Linked DNA regions of Homo sapiens: region 1 is linked to region 2. The links are chromatin contacts, found by Hi-C or POLR2A ChIA-PET in ENCODE. All regions are on one chromosome and are shown on one strand. Each heading gives the region's core, a stretch centred on a gene start or an enhancer-like site at or near the end of the contact. The rest is flanking DNA. Distances are from core to core; before and after follow the strand shown. Region 1 holds the start of LINC03086 (long intergenic non-protein coding RNA 3086). Region 2 overlaps PDYN-AS1 (PDYN antisense RNA 1).

Evidence for each region. Hi-C counts contacts between places; a loop is a spot of excess contacts on that map. ChIA-PET counts read pairs that join two places held with the same protein, here RNA polymerase II (POLR2A). Pooled maps may share reads with other maps.
Region 1: a loop to region 2 is called in a pooled map, with 5 times the contacts of the local background. The contact joins the promoter of LINC03086 here to the enhancer-like site in region 2. A Hi-C loop is called at or near these places in 6 of 50 pooled maps. POLR2A ChIA-PET finds 5 or more read pairs at or near these places in 3 of 52 experiments (CD4-positive, alpha-beta T cell, PC-9 and activated B cell).

The regions. Positions count from the first base shown.
Region 1 is chr20:2,202,941-2,208,599 of GRCh38, forward strand. LINC03086 (long intergenic non-protein coding RNA 3086) reads left to right here and starts at 3,988. Exons shown (of 2, transcript NR_161305.1): 1 at 3,988-4,579. RefSeq lists enhancers at 4,079-4,579, 4,262-4,381.
Region 2 is chr20:1,961,833-1,967,685 of GRCh38, forward strand. It overlaps PDYN-AS1 (PDYN antisense RNA 1), which reads left to right. Exons shown (of 4, transcript NR_134520.1): 3 at 3,772-4,511. Among named protein-coding and RNA genes, the nearest start is that of PDYN-AS1, 18 kb to the left of the region's middle. RefSeq lists an enhancer at 2,730-3,280. Within about 2 kb of position 3,984, at least 6 of the 41 ENCODE cell types and tissues checked have a DNase peak (open chromatin) inside an H3K27ac peak, as active enhancers do.

The sequences.
Region 1 (5,659 bases), core at 2,738-5,237, 240 kb after region 2:
CATAGGGTGAATTTTCATAAACGGAAAAGATAATTACTATTTCAACCGATGGTACACAGTTACTGCACAATTTCAGAAACAAAATACACACATGATTCTCAAAGTCATAAAAATTTTTTTAAAAAGCAGTATAAGAGAGACAAAGGAAACAATGCAAGTGATGCCTGAGTCTGTTACTTACAACCCGCACCAACTATGTCACCATAGAGAAGACCATGTGGAGGCTGCTCCAGAGGCTCAATAGCAGTCTTTGCTAATGCAGTGAAATCCTCACAAGCCAAAGAAAAGAAATTTAATGGAAATTAAACTCCTTTTAAAGTCAAAGTCTTGAACTTGCATGGGCATATTTTAGGGTAAGACTCTTTCCCATAGTATGGATGCATTATAATTTATTTCCCAACTGTTCATTATATGGACATCTGGGTTCATATTAATCTGCCAGGACTCCCATAACAAAATACCACAGACTGAGTGGCTTAAACAACAGAAATGTATTTTCTGACAGTTTCAGAAGCTGGAAATCCAAAATCAAGGTGTTGGCAGCTTGGTTTCTCCTGAGGCCTCTCTCCTTGGCTTGCAGATGGCAATCTTTTCAGTGTATCCCCACATGGTCTTTCCTCTGTGTGTGCACCCTGGGTGTCTCTCTTCTTAGAAGGATACTAGTCATATTGGATGAGGTCAATATGAGGTCATTACCCATATGACCTCATTCAACCTTAATTACCTCTTTAAAGACCTTATCTCCAAATATAGTGGCATTCAAAATCATTAGGAGTTAAGATGAATTTTGGGGTGCACAATTCAGTCCATAACTCAGTTGTTTCTCATATTTTTCACCGATATTCCTCACCTCACACACTCCTCAATCCATTCTAATCTCATTTCCACCCTCAGTGCTCCAATGGATATTTCCCTCCTCTGAGTGCTACCTGGTCAATTGTGATTGTTGCTCCCGTAAACAACTACAGTGTTCTCCTTCTTATTGGTTCCATGATGTTTATCATCCCCCCTGCCGCCGCCCAATCCATTCTCCCATAGACATAGTAAAATGCATTTGTAATCTAATCACCCCACCCCTTATCTTGATACTCTTCCCTGACTTCTTGCTTTTGAATTAAGACGCAAACAACTTAGGATGGTGGACAAGCCCTTGCAGGATCAGATATCGGTCCACCTCATTCATACTCCAACAGCCTCCTCCAACCCACTTCATTCCAGCCACACTGGCTTGCTTTCATCCCATGAGAAAGGTCAAGTCTTTTCCCACTTCAGGGCATGAATTGTGTCCTCTGCCAAGAACAACCTCCTCTTTGTCTGTCTCATCCTTCACACAGATTAAAAGTGAGTTTCTCAGTGAAGCTCTCCTTGACCCCCACTTGTCAGGTTACCATTGTCCCAGGCTCCCACAGAATTCTGGATTTTCTCTGCAGTGGTTATTACACATTGCAGTCACTGGAGCGATTGTTTCATATGCATCTCCCCCACCAGACCAAGAGCTTCTGGAGAGCAGGGGCCACATGGAAGATGCTCATTCCTGCATCCCCAATGCTCAGCCCAATTCCTGGCACAAAGTAAGTACTCGATAAATATTTAATGAATAAATAAACTCGTTGCATTTGGCTGTTTCCTCCATTTGGAAGGCCCTTTTCATTCTCATCCATCTGGCACGTTGAGGCCAGCCAGCTCCTATATCGCTCTGATTAGACTGTGAATTACTTTCATGGCAGGACCTGTGTTCCCAGTGCCTGGTAAAGGGCATGGCGCACACAGCAAGCCTGCCGGTTGAAGCAGATCATTTTTACTTTGCTGCGTATCCAGGTCCTACATCACTGCCCTACTGAAGGTTCTTGAGTCAAGAAGCAGATGAAAAAATTATCAACCTTCTGTCTGATTCATAATGACTATCACCGGTAGTCATTTATTTTGTATGATTTGTCTATAAATCATACAAAATAAAACTGACAATGGTTAAGATGGCACCTGTGAAATTTGTTATGAACTCAGAAGACTCACATCTTAAAGGTAACACTGGAAATTACAAGAAGCAAAGGAAATCAGATCTGGTTGAAATAATCAATGCAAACTAAAACAGACTGCCCACGTAAAATTTGCTCCTTACTAAACATTTGTAGAGGACTGCCATTGACAGATTTTTGGACCCACAAAATTTTGCCAAAGGAAATGGAACTATGGCGGCTGGGCATGGTGGCTCATGCCTGTAATCCCAGCACTTTGGGAGGCCAAGGCAGGCAGATCCCTTGAGCCCAGGAGTTCGAGACCAGCCTGGGCAACATAGTGAAAGCCTGTCTCCAAAAATGAAAATCAACCAGGCGTGGTGGTGCATGCCAGTAGTCCCAGCTAGTTGGGAGGCTGAGGTGGGAAGATTGCTTGAGCCTGAAGGTTGACGCTGCAGTGAGCCCTGATGGCGCCACTGCACTCCAGCTTGGGCAAGAGGGTGAGACCGTGTCTCAGAAAGAAAAGAAAATAGAACTTGCTAGTGTCAATGCCTTTTAGCCAAAGACCACCAGGACACACCTATAGTTGAACAAGTTGGGTTGCACTGAGGGAGAGTACATACCATGACAGAACTATGGGGGGGTATCTTCGAAAAGAGGTGTTATAAAGAACCTATTACTGGATTTGAGCTTTTATGGGTAATTTAAGGAGGGCCTATGGAAGTTGGATTCGCCCTAGATTGGAAGTGGTCAGGAAGCAGGAGCCAATTCCATGATTGGGTATCTCAATAAATCTAATCTATAGAGAAGGCAAACTAGAAGAAAGATAAAACTGTAATTAGTTAGCAGGGGGCCGGGCACGGTGGCTCACGCCTGTAATCCCAGCACTTTGGGAGGCTGAGGCAGGCAGATCACGAGGTCAGGAAATCGAGACCATCCTGGCTAACACAGTGAAACCCCATCTCTACTAAAAATACAAAAAATTAGCTGGGCGTGGTGGCGGGCTCCTGTAGTCCCAGCTACTTGGGAGTCTGAGGCAGGAGAATGGCATGAACCTGGGAGGCGGAGCTTGCAGTGAGCCGAGATCCTGCCACTGCACTCCAGCCTGGGCGACAGAGCGAGACTCTGACTCAAAAAAAAAAAAAAAAAAAAAGAGAGAGAAAAAAAAAAGAAGTAGCAGTCACTCATTTTCTCCAAGACGGGTGTTTGGTATTTTGTGAGTGGCACAGTGACTGTGTTTTTGTCTGTGCTTAGACAAAATTTCAAAGTAGATTTGCTATGTCTCACTTTATCAGGCTCTCTGTAACCATATCTGAGGTTGTTATTTTGTGACGCTACGTACAATAGGAGGATAACATGGTGGACCTGTGATGCCAGGCTAGCTTCTGAATGTCGGGGTTCCCTTTTTTTTTTCTTTTTCAATAAAATAAGCATGAAATACAAAATATCACAATGATGGAAACCAAAGTAAAATTCGACATACAAATTTTAAAGAAGTAAAATCTTTATCATGAAATTTATATGTAAAAGAATCACTCAGTAAAGACAATTTCCATAAAATAAAAATGGATATGGATACTATTTAACTATGTTGTATTAAAAAAAACTGATCAAAGAATTGGTTTAATGGAAAATGCTCTGGAAAATTCTTTTGCAACAGTTCATCGCTGTTGATATAATCCTAATTAAAATTATCGGACTCCAGTTTTGGTGGAGATGTAAATTTGCTAGTGTCTTTGAAGAGCAATTTAGTCATATTCATGAAAATTAAAATTGCATGTGGCCTTTGACATAGAAATTTTACTTCTGGAAATTTACAGAGAAAGTTGCACGTGTGCACGTACATACAAGGATATTACCACTCCACTCTAGTATTTTTTGTAGTAACGAAGATTGAACAAACATTAATGTCCTCCAGTAAGAAGCTGATTAAAATTCAGTATGAGACATCCATTGTACCCAAAGCTAGGTGGCCTTAAGAAGGTCAGTGTCGCTCAGCGACAGGGCTCGGCCCCCCCTCGTGCAAACCCACCCCGAGGTGTGAGGCCAGGAGTGTGCGGTCACGAGGCGCCCGGGAAGTGTGTCCAATGCCCGAAGCAGCCCCCACCCGGGCGGTCCTGAGTCCGGGTCGCGCTCTGGTGTATCTCTTTTGACGTCTGCTACCCACAGCCTGGGGCAGGAGAGTGGCGACGGCGAGGAGCAACTGCACGCGACTTGGGACCTTGCCCTGCCCCGCGGCCCGCGTCACCATGGCAACTGCAGGCAGCCAGCACCGACGGCGGGAAAACGAGGACCGGAGCCGCGTTACAGCCTTGGCCTTCGAGCAGCCCAGGGAGAGTCTCTGCGTCCTCCAGCCCCCGCTTCCCTTCATGTCGGAGGTCCTAAGCCCGCAGCGAAGTCCGCAAAGAGCTTTCCCCGACGCCTACGAGACCGGAAGTGCCTGGGCCCAGGTGGAGGAAGGACCCGCGTGGCCGCCTCCGCGCTCTCCCTGGGGTCCGTGCCCCTTCCGGCGTTTCTCCCGCGTCCTTCACCATGGCAACTCGGGCGTCGGGAGCGTGGGCTGCGAGCCGAGTGGGTGGGGGAGCCGCCGGGCTCTATCCGCCAGCCCACGAGAAGTGACGCAGGTGACGGGAGGCCGCAGGGACCTGAGGGCGGAGAGGGGAATTCAGAAAGTGCCGGGCGGCGGCTTCCGCTTCCTCTGCGGGGTCTCTGGGTGGTCGTGGCTGGGAGCTGCCGGGGCCCGGTGGCCGTGCGCCTCTGCTCCGGGCAAGCTCTCCCTGCAAGGCCCGGGCGGCGGCAGGGGGCAGTAGCGGCCCGCGATGCTCAGAGGCTCGCTGGCACGGAGCTCCCGGGCTGGGGCGTCCAGATCTGGAGAAGCCGGGGGCCTTGGTCACACTCAGAGCTGACGTCCAGTGCGGCCCTTGCTGAGGACTCGAGCGAACAGATCTCTACCCAGCCCCCGCCCCACGCGCACCCAGCCTGGGTCAGCTCGCCCTGCCCGCAGCCACGCAGCTGGTGGCTAAGCGCGGGCTCCGGGTTCAGGCTGCCTTGAGCTCTGTTGGTTCCCTCTGAAAGTGCTGATAATGATAGCAGGTATCTTGGGATTGCTTTGAGTATTAAACGAGTTAATCGTACTTAGTACAATTTCTGGACTTAGTTTCTAGCACGTGGGAAGTGCTCATGGGCTTGCCTGGGGCAAGTTAGTTGACCTCTCAACCTTGCCTCATTAAAAAGTGGGGATAATAATAGTACCCACTTAATACCGTTATAATAATTACAGTAGTTAATATTTGTAAAGCCCCTTGCCTTCAAGAACTTAGGACATTAAAAAAAAGATTGTGAAGTCCCTAGAATGGTGCCAGGCACATAGTAAGCTGCCTCTATTATTACCATGGTCATATTGTTGTTATCACTATGTTAAATAAAATTTATAAGAGGCTATTGGTTTGGACTGAGCTCCTGCACTATGCCCAACAGATCAACCCAACATGGAGTCACTTATGCTGAAGTTCCGTGCCACCAAGCTGAAACTAAGTTGCTTATTTGACTTTCCTAGAAATTAGGAGAGAGAGACAGTTAATATAGCCAAATGCCCAAGTAAACCAGCTTTAGCTGGCATGATGAGGAAGTCCTCTCTGCTTTAACCTTTACAAGGAAAATAACTTTGAAACAACCAATTCGCTTTTTGTTCTGTGTTTCTGCTT
Region 2 (5,853 bases), core at 2,734-5,233:
AGGGAGACAGACAGATATGCAATGAAATATGATGACTGGTAAAATAGCAATCCTGACAAGGTCTGATGGATGCACCCAACCAGGTTTGGAAGGATGAGCAAGAGTCTTCTCGGGGGACAAGGCAGGGAAGGCCACCACAGGCAAAGTTCCAACAGTTACAAGGTGGCAAAAGTGAGTAGAAGTGGGATGTGTTGGGAATGTCTGGGGCTCTGGTCTGCAAGGATAGTACACGTGAGGATGTAAGAGCCAGACAAGCCTGGAGAAATAGCATGTGCCAGATGATAAAGAATCTGTATGCCTGGCCAGGGAGTTTGGACTTGACTCCCTGGCCTGGAACAAGGTATCCTTAAAGGATTTTATGCAGGTGGATGGCATGAGGATATTGGAGCTTCAGAGAGGCTACTCTGGAGGCAGAGGAATGGGCATGTGGGGTCTGGGGGAAGCCGCTAGAGGAAGAGAAGTGAGAGACAGGGCTGGTAGGGAGAGGCTGGCCTAATGGGGGTCAGAGTTAGGTAAATATCTGTCTGGCTGACAAGGAGGAGGTGATGAAGAGGTGAAAGGGGCAGGGCCTGGAGACCTATCAGACATGGGGGAGGCGTGGAAGCTGGGGAGGTCTGTGCTAGAGCTGATCTAGAAGATGTTTCTGTGGGGGTATCACAGCCCAGGGTATCACCACAGACAAAGGGGAAGCCTGGGGGGGTTGGGCAGTGTTCTCTTCACTGCTGGCTCTGACAGTGATGAGGAAAGGTGAGCCCTGTTACCGACGACACTATGGGTAGCCTGGATTTCTTGCAATCCTATAGGACTGCCCTGTCAAGCTGATGGAGGAGGCCAGAGGGGGACTAGGGTAGACCGAGCACCAAATGTGGCCATCCTCACAATACACAAAGCTAAGAATCTCAGGAAGCAATGCCTGGGAGAGTAGTGGGTGTGATCTCTCCACTGCCTCCCTGCCCTTCCTAAGATCCAGCCACACTTGCCCGTCCCCAATCACGCTGTGCCCGCTCTGCCTCCAAGCGTGTATATATGCGATTCCCTCTGCCTGAAACTCCCACTGCCTCCATCCTGCTCAATGCGGCTGACTTTTCCTTTAGGACTCAGCCTGGATTTCCCAGCCCTCAGGTGACTTAGGGTTCCTCTCTGCCACCCTCCCCTAGCTTCTTGTCTCATTTCTAATCACAGTGATATGGTGCCCTTTCTTCTTGTCACTGACCACTACTAGATGGTAAGTGCCTTGGAGGTTGAAATGGGTTGTATTATTTCTTAATTTTCAGGGTCAGCATGAGGCCTGAAAGAATGGACAGGCAATGTAGGGGTGGATAGAGGGAAGAAGGGAGGGATTGATGGAGGAGTGACTGGAGGAACCATAGATGGAAAGAAAGAAGGAAGGGACGGAGAAAAGAAGGAGGGAGGGAGAAATGGAAGGAAAGAAAGAAGACAGGGAGATATGGGTGGACAGGGGAATGGATGGATTTATGAGAGATTGATGGATGTATAGGAGGAATGAAGGATGGATGGATGGAGAGATTTACAGACACATGAGAGTATGAATTAGTGAAGGAATGAGTAAATGATTGATGGAGTAGTAGAATGAGCAAATAATGAGCAGGTGAATAAATAAATAAATGATCAAAAGAATGAATGAACAAGTGAATCAATGTTTGAGTGGATGAATGAATAAGTAAATAAGAAAATAAGTGACTGAGAGAATGGATGAATAAATAAGTCAGTAAACACTTTGCATAAAATAAAATAAAAAATAAATGGATTGGTGAATGAGCTGATAAACGAAAGTAGTTAGTAAAGAAATATCATTGGTCATCTGAGCCTCCCCACCCAGCAATATTTGTAGCCCTAATTTCTTCAGCCAGTTGTGGACGTGGCTGTATCCCCAGTGCTTATAACTGTATCTGGTGCATAGTAGGTATTCAATAAACATTTGATGAATAAATCAATGGATGAACGAGTGTCGGTAGATCCGTTGACCCAGTGCTGTGGCAAACACTGAGGTTGATATTAGGAGCCTGGTTTTTAATCCTAGCCCTTTGCTTTTCAATGATGTCACTTTGAGCTCAGCCCCTTTCTTCTCTGAGCCTGTTTCTCTATCTGTAAAATGGAAAAATTGCCTTTATTTGTCAAGGCTAAGGTAAAGATGTGATTGTTACCAGAAAGGGGTCCTGATCTAGACCTCAAGAGGGGGTTCTTGGACCTCGCACAGGAAAGAATTCAGAGGAAGTTCATAAAGTGGAAGCGAGTTTATTAGGAAAGTAAAGCACACACAGAGCAGTGGCGTGGGTTGCTCAACTGAGTATACTTACAGTTATTTCTTGATTACCTGCTGAACAAGGGGTGGATTATTCATGAGTGCTCCAGGAAAGGGGTGGGCAATTTCCAGAACTGAGGGTTCCTCCCTGCTTTAGACCATATAGGGTAACTTCCTGACATTACCATGACATTTGTAAATTGTCATGGGTGCTGGTGGGAGTGTCTTTTAGCATGTTAATGCATTATAATTAGCGCATAATGAGCAGTGAGGATGACCAGAGGTCACTTTCATCACCATCTTGGTTTCAGTGGGTTTTGGCTCTTTTTTTTTTGTTTTAACCACATCCCGTTTTATCAGCAGGGTCTTTGTGACCTGTATCTTGTGATACTAGTCCTGCCAACCTTCTATCTCATCCTGTGACTAAGATTGTCTGACCTCCTGGGAATGCAGCCCATTAGGTCTCAGCCTTATTTTACCCAGCCCCTATTCAAGATGGAGTCACTCCTGTTTCAATGTCCCTGACAGAATAATAAGAGCCACATGGAAAAAATAAGGGCTCGACAAGTATTCATTCACTCCAGTCCCCCCATTCTTTTCGTACTACCTGAAATCCCTCCTGGGTTTTTTTAAAATTATAAAGCCCATACTATGTCTCTTCTCTTACAGAAGCGCACTTTCTCATTTGCACATCTGAGCAGCTGAATTTCACGCATAGCACCTCCCGGGGTTTGGTCAAAGGAGACAAAGACTCTCTCCTTTGACACAAACTAGTCTGTCTCCTCTGAGTCCTCCACTTGACTAGGCAGCCTCTCTGTCCTTGTAGACTCCAGCTGGAGCAAGAATCCTGCTAAATCAGTTTAGCAAAAATCCCCACTCTTGGTGTCCGACCATTGTGGATATCTGATCAGCTTGGCCTGCCTTCAGCAATAATCCTCTCACGTTAGTTTAGCCAGAAAATCCCTGAGGTTTCCTCTTAGTAATTTTCCATCCGTGGACCCCCGCTCTGCTCCTTGGTTATAAATTCTCACTTGTCCCTGTTGGAGTCAGAACTGAGCCCCATCTCTCTTCCCACTATGAGACCCCACTGCAGCGATCCCTATACCCATCGCCAGGGGACCTTGAATTGGCCTCACCACCTTCAGCGAGTGCCACGAATAACGTTTTCTTTAAGAGTTCTAGGCTCATGAAAAGCTCTTCCTCTCAGACGTTCCCACCTTAGTTGAGAGCTCTCCACATTTATAGTTTACTATTTTTGCTTTGATCATCATCATCATCATTACTGAAAATTTCCCCCAGAGCTTCAGGCAGAGCTGGGTAGACAAAATACTTCCGGCCTGTTTTTATCTTCGTTTTTAATTTTAAATGGAGAAAACATGGGATGGGTGGAGGAAGCAAAAGTGCTTTCTACTCGAGTGAGGTTTAAATTTCTGAACGCCACTATCCAAGCTCACTCTCCACTGGTTCCGATGAGAGCTGGGGCAAACAGGATTTCCCTTTCTTTGCAGTGAGGAAATTGCCTAATCATTTGCAGGCTAAGAGGAAAGACCGCACTGCAGAACAACTTATTTTAATAGGAAGCACCAAGACTTCTTATCTTAATGCTGACGACCGCCCGTTTATATTAGATGATCCCCTGAGCGTCTCTCCTTTTGTCTCCTTGAGTTTGAACCCTTAAGACCACGTGGACGGTGGGGAAATCCTCCCTCAACGTGCATGGCTCATCTCGCCACGAGGGGGCGCTCCCAGATCAGAGACACGCGGCTGCCGCCCACCCACCTCGCGGCCGCCACCTCCTGTGCGTGCATCATCTTCGCGCACCTGCCCAGAGGGCGGGGCCGGGGGGTCTCCTGCCCCATTAAGACTCCCTGAAGTCCAGGTGCAGCCCTGAAGGCTAGAGCAAGGTCACTACCGAGGAACAAGATGTCCTGTGAGACGTCCCGGGATCTCTGTGAAAACTCTGGACCTCTGGGAAGTCAATGGGGACTGCACTGAGGGCCTACTGTGTGCCAGGGCTTTATGTAACCCAAGTTATTCACTCCACAAACACTGAGGGCCTGCAGAGGTGGCTGTCCAAGAAGGGAAGGAAGCTGAGGGTGAAGGAGGGAGCCTGACCCTCAGACCAGTTTCCCTGGCAGCCAGCAGAGCATTCTGCAGCATGCTGCCAAGCAAGAAAGTGGTCTCAGCTGTGCACTAGCTTCAGCCTGCTCCTAGGGGAGCTCTGGAGTGGGAGCTGCACTACCACGAGGTGAGTGACTGGTCTTTTATGCCCCTAGATCTGGAGTGGGGAGGGGTATGACAGCCAGAATCAGGGGCCTAGATGTGGCTCCCATAGCATCCACCCCAAATGTCAGCAATGATTGTTTTCAGATTGTGGTTACGTTGAGGATCCGTCCCTTAGGCAGAGAGCATGGAGGTGGCTCTCAGAGACACCCTCTCTTCCAGGGCTCCCCAGGGCTCCTCAGTGTCAGCCCCAACTCTTTCATGAGAGTGTGCTAGGACCTCCTTCTCCAAAAGAAAATCTCCAGTGAAGATCAATGTGTAACCTTGGGAGGTTGAGATGAGAGAGATGATGAGATGATATGGTGGGGATGCTTTAGGAGTTCCCAAGGCCTGCTGGTGCTCTCTGCATACTCACCTGTGCCCAAACTGAACCAAGCTCATTCTCGACGCTTTTCCTCTTTCTCTCTCCCAATCCAGTCAGGTGCCTTGTCCTGCCGATTCCATACCCTTAATGTTCCCTACCCAGACTGGCAGTTACTGTGTAGTTAGCAGACAAGCAAGGACTTTGGGGGTTACCCTAAAACCCCAACTTAGCTCTTGAGTGAATCCGGGAATGTCAGTGTGGAAGGGATTTTTTGGATGCAGAAAAGGTTTCTTGCAAGTACTTGTTACTTAATATTCAATGTAATACAGTAGCTTAAAAAAAAAACCCTAGTCATTCTTAAGCCTTTAAGTTCAATTTACAAAACTTATTATTCGATTTCTATGCAGTCAGTTTCAAGGGGCTTTTGATTAATGGTCAATCGACTCATACTCGGTTAAATGATTCATACCATTTGCAAACTTGGTTAATTAAATTATCTTCAACATTTTACACAGGACTTACTAATTTAACGTATTCAATTTCCTTTTTTAAACACTTTCATTGCCTGACCTGACAAGCAAAACTTTCCAAAGTACTTAAACCACTTTGGAAAATCTAATTTAAAAACTTATACAACAGTGAATCTCAAGATCTCTTATACATTCTGGAGTCATTTATAAATTTAGTATAAAAAGATTCATGTGCTTCTCAACGGAAGAATCACAAGTCTAAACTCAATTACATATTTTAAATAGGAGTCACAAGGCTAATTTGTTCATACTCTAATATGCAAAAAAAACCTCTTCAAAGTTGTGAATACTTTAAATACCAACTACACAATAATATAGGCTTGACTTCTAAACCTTTGTGGGGTTAAAAGATATCTGCCCAGTGATGGAAAAGTTCCCCATTTTAAGGTAATTGGGGTGACATCTTTCAGTACATTGTACTACCTCAGGGGCAAAGGTTTCATATTGTGGCAGAAACTGCTGGATCTCTAATA